Regions from separate parts of the Homo sapiens genome. Here region 1 is linked to region 2. A link is an interaction called in ENCODE POLR2A ChIA-PET data of the cell type or tissue named here. Cell type or tissue: OCI-LY7. All regions are shown on one strand. Region 1 overlaps CMTM8 (CKLF like MARVEL transmembrane domain containing 8). Region 2 overlaps DYNC1LI1 (dynein cytoplasmic 1 light intermediate chain 1).

The links. Peaks named below come from ENCODE experiments on the same cell type or tissue, not always from the same donor. Only the 100,000 strongest peaks of a DNase experiment are listed, where the experiment ranks them.
Region 1: POLR2A ChIA-PET joins it to region 2 with 13 read pairs; 2 of 35 experiments call an interaction of 5 or more read pairs at or near these places.

The regions. Positions count from the first base shown.
Region 1 is chr3:32,368,018-32,370,517 of GRCh38, forward strand. CMTM8 (CKLF like MARVEL transmembrane domain containing 8) reads left to right here. Exons shown (of 4, transcript NM_178868.5): 4 at 1,867-2,304. The coding sequence ends at 1,950. Among named protein-coding and RNA genes, the nearest start is that of CMTM7, 23 kb to the right of the region's middle. In OCI-LY7, no CTCF peak of the experiment used is centred here; no DNase peak of the experiment used is centred here.
Region 2 is chr3:32,527,717-32,530,216 of GRCh38, forward strand. DYNC1LI1 (dynein cytoplasmic 1 light intermediate chain 1) reads right to left here. Exons shown (of 13, transcript NM_016141.4): 11 at 1,824-1,944; 12 at 730-885. Among named protein-coding and RNA genes, the nearest start is that of MIR548AY, 23 kb to the left of the region's middle. In OCI-LY7, no CTCF peak of the experiment used is centred here; no DNase peak of the experiment used is centred here.

The DNA of each region.
Region 1 (2,500 bases), 160 kb before region 2:
TCCTCTTCCCTCTCCAAGGCTTGCTTGGGATTGGGGAAGACAGAGTCATCTGCAGGAAAAAGCAGCGCTTGCAGTAGTGACAAATTAGCAATTGGCTTATTGATTTGAAAATATCTAAAACTGGCAGGGGGCAGAGGGCCCTCCTGGCCCGAAGTGGGAAAAGGCTGGGAGACTGCTTGAGTGAATGCCGAATGACTGGAACAAGATAAGTATTCAAGGGAGAAAAGCTGTTTAAAGCATGCTAAGAATAATTCTACTGCCTATAATTTAGTAAGTGGGGGAAGGTTGCAGAAAATGAACAGAATATAATTCCATTTAGTTTTTTTTAAGTGAAAATATTTGTTTATGCATTGAGAATGCCTAGAAAAATATATACCAGTAGAGGTTCCTTCTAGAGACTGGGATCGGGAAATGAGGGGAGTGAGACAAGAAACTTCTATTTTTTTTTTTTTTTTTTTTTAGAGAAGGGGTCTTGCTCCATCACCCAGGCTGGAGTGCAGTGGCATAATTATAGCTCACTGCAACCTGGAACTCCTCAGCTTGAGCCATCCTCCTACCTCAGCCTCCTGAATAGCTGGGACTAGAATCCTGCACCACCATGCCCAGCTAATGTTTTAACTTTTTTGTAGAGACTAAGTCTCACTATGTTGCACAGGCTGGTCTGGATTTCCTGGGCTCAAGTGAGCTTCCTGCCTTGGCCTCCCAAAGTGCTGGAATTACAGGCATGAGCCACTGCGCCTGACCTTACTTTTTAATTTATATACTTCTGTTTGCATTTTTAAACCATAAGTGTGTATTATTTTTCTAATTAAAAAAAACTGGTATTAAGAATCTCTCTGAGATTGGCCTTAAAATAGCCCATCTCCAAAAGAAGCCTATCGGGGGAAGGAGGGAGGCAGTTAGACAGAAATGCCAAAATGATTATGTCAAAGCTGATTGATGGTACATGGGGGTTCATCATATTCTTTACTTTTATTTCTGTTTGAAGATCTCTATTTAAAAGTAGATTGGTCGGGCACAGTGGCACATGCCTGTAATCCCAGCACTCTGGGAGGCCTAGGTGGGTGGATCACCTGAGGTCAGGAGTTCAAGGCCAGCCTGACCAACATGGTGAAACCCCATCTCTACTAAAAATACAAAAAAAAAATGAGCCGGGGGTGGTGGCGGGCACCTGTAATCCCAGCTACTTGGGATGCTGAGGCAGGAGAATTGCTTGAACCCAGGAGGCAGAGGTTGCAGTGAGCCAAGATCACGCCATTGCACTCCAGCTTGGGCAACAAGAGCGAAACTCCGTCTCGAAAAAACAAAATAAAAGTAGAGCATATGGATGCCGGTGACATTAAAAATCACAAGCTTCGTCAAGACTGGGCTCAAGTTAACACGTAGCAAGAATGGACTAGAACTAGGTGGAGGCTGCCCCATTAATTAAGAAGGGCCTGCATTTTCCTCCTCCCTGTTCACACCTCACATACCATGTGGGCTCATTGCTTACTCTGGCCCACTCGACTCATTTATGTGAACTGACACTGTAGCAATCCGAGATTGTACCCCGGACCTAGATTGCCTGTGCTACATTAGAAATGATACACTTTCCTCAGATGCACTGCCGCCGTATTCACTCCTAAGTGAACTCCCTGAGGTTATTTGAGCAAAACTACAGGCTTTCAGATGTTCTCCGAAATAAAAACAGCATAACCAGAAATCATTTGAGAAGGATAGTAATTGAACCAATAAAGTAGTTTTAGATGGCAAAGCCTGGTATCAAGAAAAGGTAGTGAGTGGGTGATTCAATGGAGGTGAAATGATAACTTTTGCTAATTAGGATGTGCCCTAAACCCCACTTCTATTATGCTTTGTTTTCTCCAGTTCTTTGCCTTCCTGGTCACCATCTGCTACGCTGGAAATACATATTTCAGTTTTATAGCATGGAGATCCAGGACCATACAGTGATTTACCATTTTGATAATTAAAAGGAAAAAAAAAGGAAGACTCTCACTGTAAAAACAGCTGTAGGTATAATGTATATTCCCAGAGAATTGTATTTAACTAATTAATGTTTTTTATATTCTTAAATTTGCTCACAAATTGTGGTTTGTTACAATTAAACTGGATACTTATTTGCAAAGTGTTGTAGCTTATAATGAACTCTTAAGTATCTTATTAATGTATTAATGTCTTCATAGATCATATTTTCTTAGACAATGTTTAAATAGATAAATTGCTAATATTGAGAATGTGTCAAGTTTGTAAACCTAACTTTTAAGATGCCAGATTCTTTTTTGATTAAATGTTGCAAAATCCCAAGTAATGTTGTGTTTGATTGGAGAAAGGAGACCTACCTGTTGAAGCCAGAGGCTAGGCTGTCAAGGCTGGTGGGAGGCTGGGAAGTCTCCCTCTTCACAGGGCTGCATCGTATGATATTGTCAGGTGACACTTATCCATAGTCTTAGGGCAAAGAGGCGGGAGATTCATCTCCCCAATTCTGGGGATCATAGATCAG
Region 2 (2,500 bases):
CACCATATTAATAATAGTCAAAAAGTAGATGAAACTCAGATGTCCATTACCCAGTAAACAGATAAATGAAATGTGGTATAGCCATATAATGAAATATTATTCAGCAATTAAAAAGGAATGAAGGCCAGGCATGGTGGCTCATGTCTGTAATCCCAGCACTTTGGGAGGCTGAGGTGGGAGGATCACTTGAGGCCAGGAATTCGAGACCAGCCTGGCCAACACGGTGAAACACCGTTTCTACTAAAAATACAAAAATTAGCCAGGCATGGTGGCAGGTGCCTGTGATCCCAGCTACTCAGGAGGCTGGGGCAGGAGACTCACTTGAACCCTGGAGGCGGAGGCTGCAGTATCGTGCCACTGCACTCCAGCCTGGGCAACAGAACAAGACTCCATCTCAAAAAAAAAAAAAAAAAAAAAAAAAAAAAAAAGAAATGAAATATTGATACATATTACAACATGTATGACCTTCAAAAACATTTGTTAAAGCCATACATTGTATGACTCCATTTACATGAAATGTCCAGATAGACAAATCCACAGAGGAAAGAGAGAAGGTTCAAGGTTTCTTTTGGGGAGATAAAAATGTTCTAAAATCAGATTATGGTGATGGCCTGCCCAACTTAGCAAAGATACCAAAACCACAGAATTATACACTTTACATGAGTGAACTTCATTATATCTCAAAAAAGCTGTTATTTTAAACAAGTGACTTGCTTCCCATAAGCATACCTGACTTTTTGGTGGATGGTGGTAAACCACTGCTTCCACCTCCAGCCCCACCTGCAGGGCTACCACCACTCACACCAGGGCCTCCTGGAGAGCCAGTCTTTTTACTCAACAAACTGTTGAAGAAATTTGCCAGAACGCCTTCACTTGTAGCTCCAGCTATAAAAAAATAAAAAAACAAAAAGCTTTAGCCAAAACATAAGATTCTTCCTTAAATTATTATTACAGTAATCACACATAGAAAATGAATAAACTTAAATTTTAAGAGTTTTATATTCCAAATTCAAGTCTAGTTTGATCTTTTGATGCTGAGTAATTTCTCTAATGAGTAAACTTTAAGTGTAAAATAATTATTTAAAAATTAGAATGTTATTTTTAAAAGGCCAAAGGTATTTTAAACAAAAAGATGTTATATACTAATATATATCTCCCTTTTGAAAAGGATTCTTTAAAAATAGAACTGTTGAGAAACTGCCTCAAGTATTAGGAAAAGTTACAGAATCCTATATGAAAACCGGTAGAAGTTGCCAGAGATAAATGGGCAAATGATAGCAATAAACAATTCACAGAAGAGAAACACAAATAGAAGGAAAACACTAGAGGAAAAACTCTTATTAGGTAGTATTTAAAGCATGTTAATTAGGTTGTGGTAAAACTGCAACACTCAATGTTGATGATAAGCAAAGTTGAATAATCATTTGAAAAAATATTATCCAAAGGCATAAAAACATAAACTCTTTGACCTACTAATCCCACTTATGGCAATTATTCCTACAGAAATAACTATTATGCATATAGTTTTTTCCTTTATGTTAATTGCAGATTACTTATTATAGTGTAAATGTGAATTTCTTCAATGATCTACCAGGAAATTGATTAAATATAACAAAACTTTTATCATGGAAATGATGATACATCACAAATACACTGTAAAATGGTTTACAATCTGGTTAACTATGAGATTATATATCCATAGAGACAAAGCCTAAAAGGTATTACACAAGAATGAAAATAGTTATGGCAAAAGGTGGAATTTTAGATAGATTTATTTCTCTTGTAAAATGTATTGTCTTGTTATCTCCTAGAAAGAGATGTACCTTTCATGTTTGGATCAATTTTTTTTGACCCAGCAGGAATGGGTGACACGCTGGCAACATTAGATGATACAGATCTATTTGGTGTTCGTGGGGAGCCTCCTGGGACTCTTGGTGAGGCATCCTATGTAAAAATAGGAAAATACAATTATAAAAACCTGAAACTTTCATTTTCACAAAAGTTATTATTGTAAAAAGAAATTACTTTGCAACTATCCCCTGTTCTACTGGTACTTTTACACTGCAAGCCATTGACAAAATTGTTAGCAATCCTGTCCTCATTATTAGAGAATGCCAGACAGAGGCCCATCACATTTTAACATACAAATTTTTCCTCTCATAGAAAATAAAGAACATATTGAGTGATGATGTATGGTTAGAAGCTTGGGAGTCAGACTTGGTTTCCAATCTGGACTTGTATTCTACTAGCTTTATAATCTCAGGCAAGCCACAACGTCCTCCCTAAGGTTCCCATTTCCTCATCTGCAAAATGGGGCTAATAACAGTCCTGCCTCATAAGGCGGTTGTGAGAATTTGTAAAATGACATATAAATGGCTGAGTATTGACACACAACAAATGTTACAAATAGATCTTTACACTTTTAAAATCTCACAAATTACAGAAGAATTCTGAATTCAAGTTTATATCAAAGCACACCCATATGAAATATGTACATAAT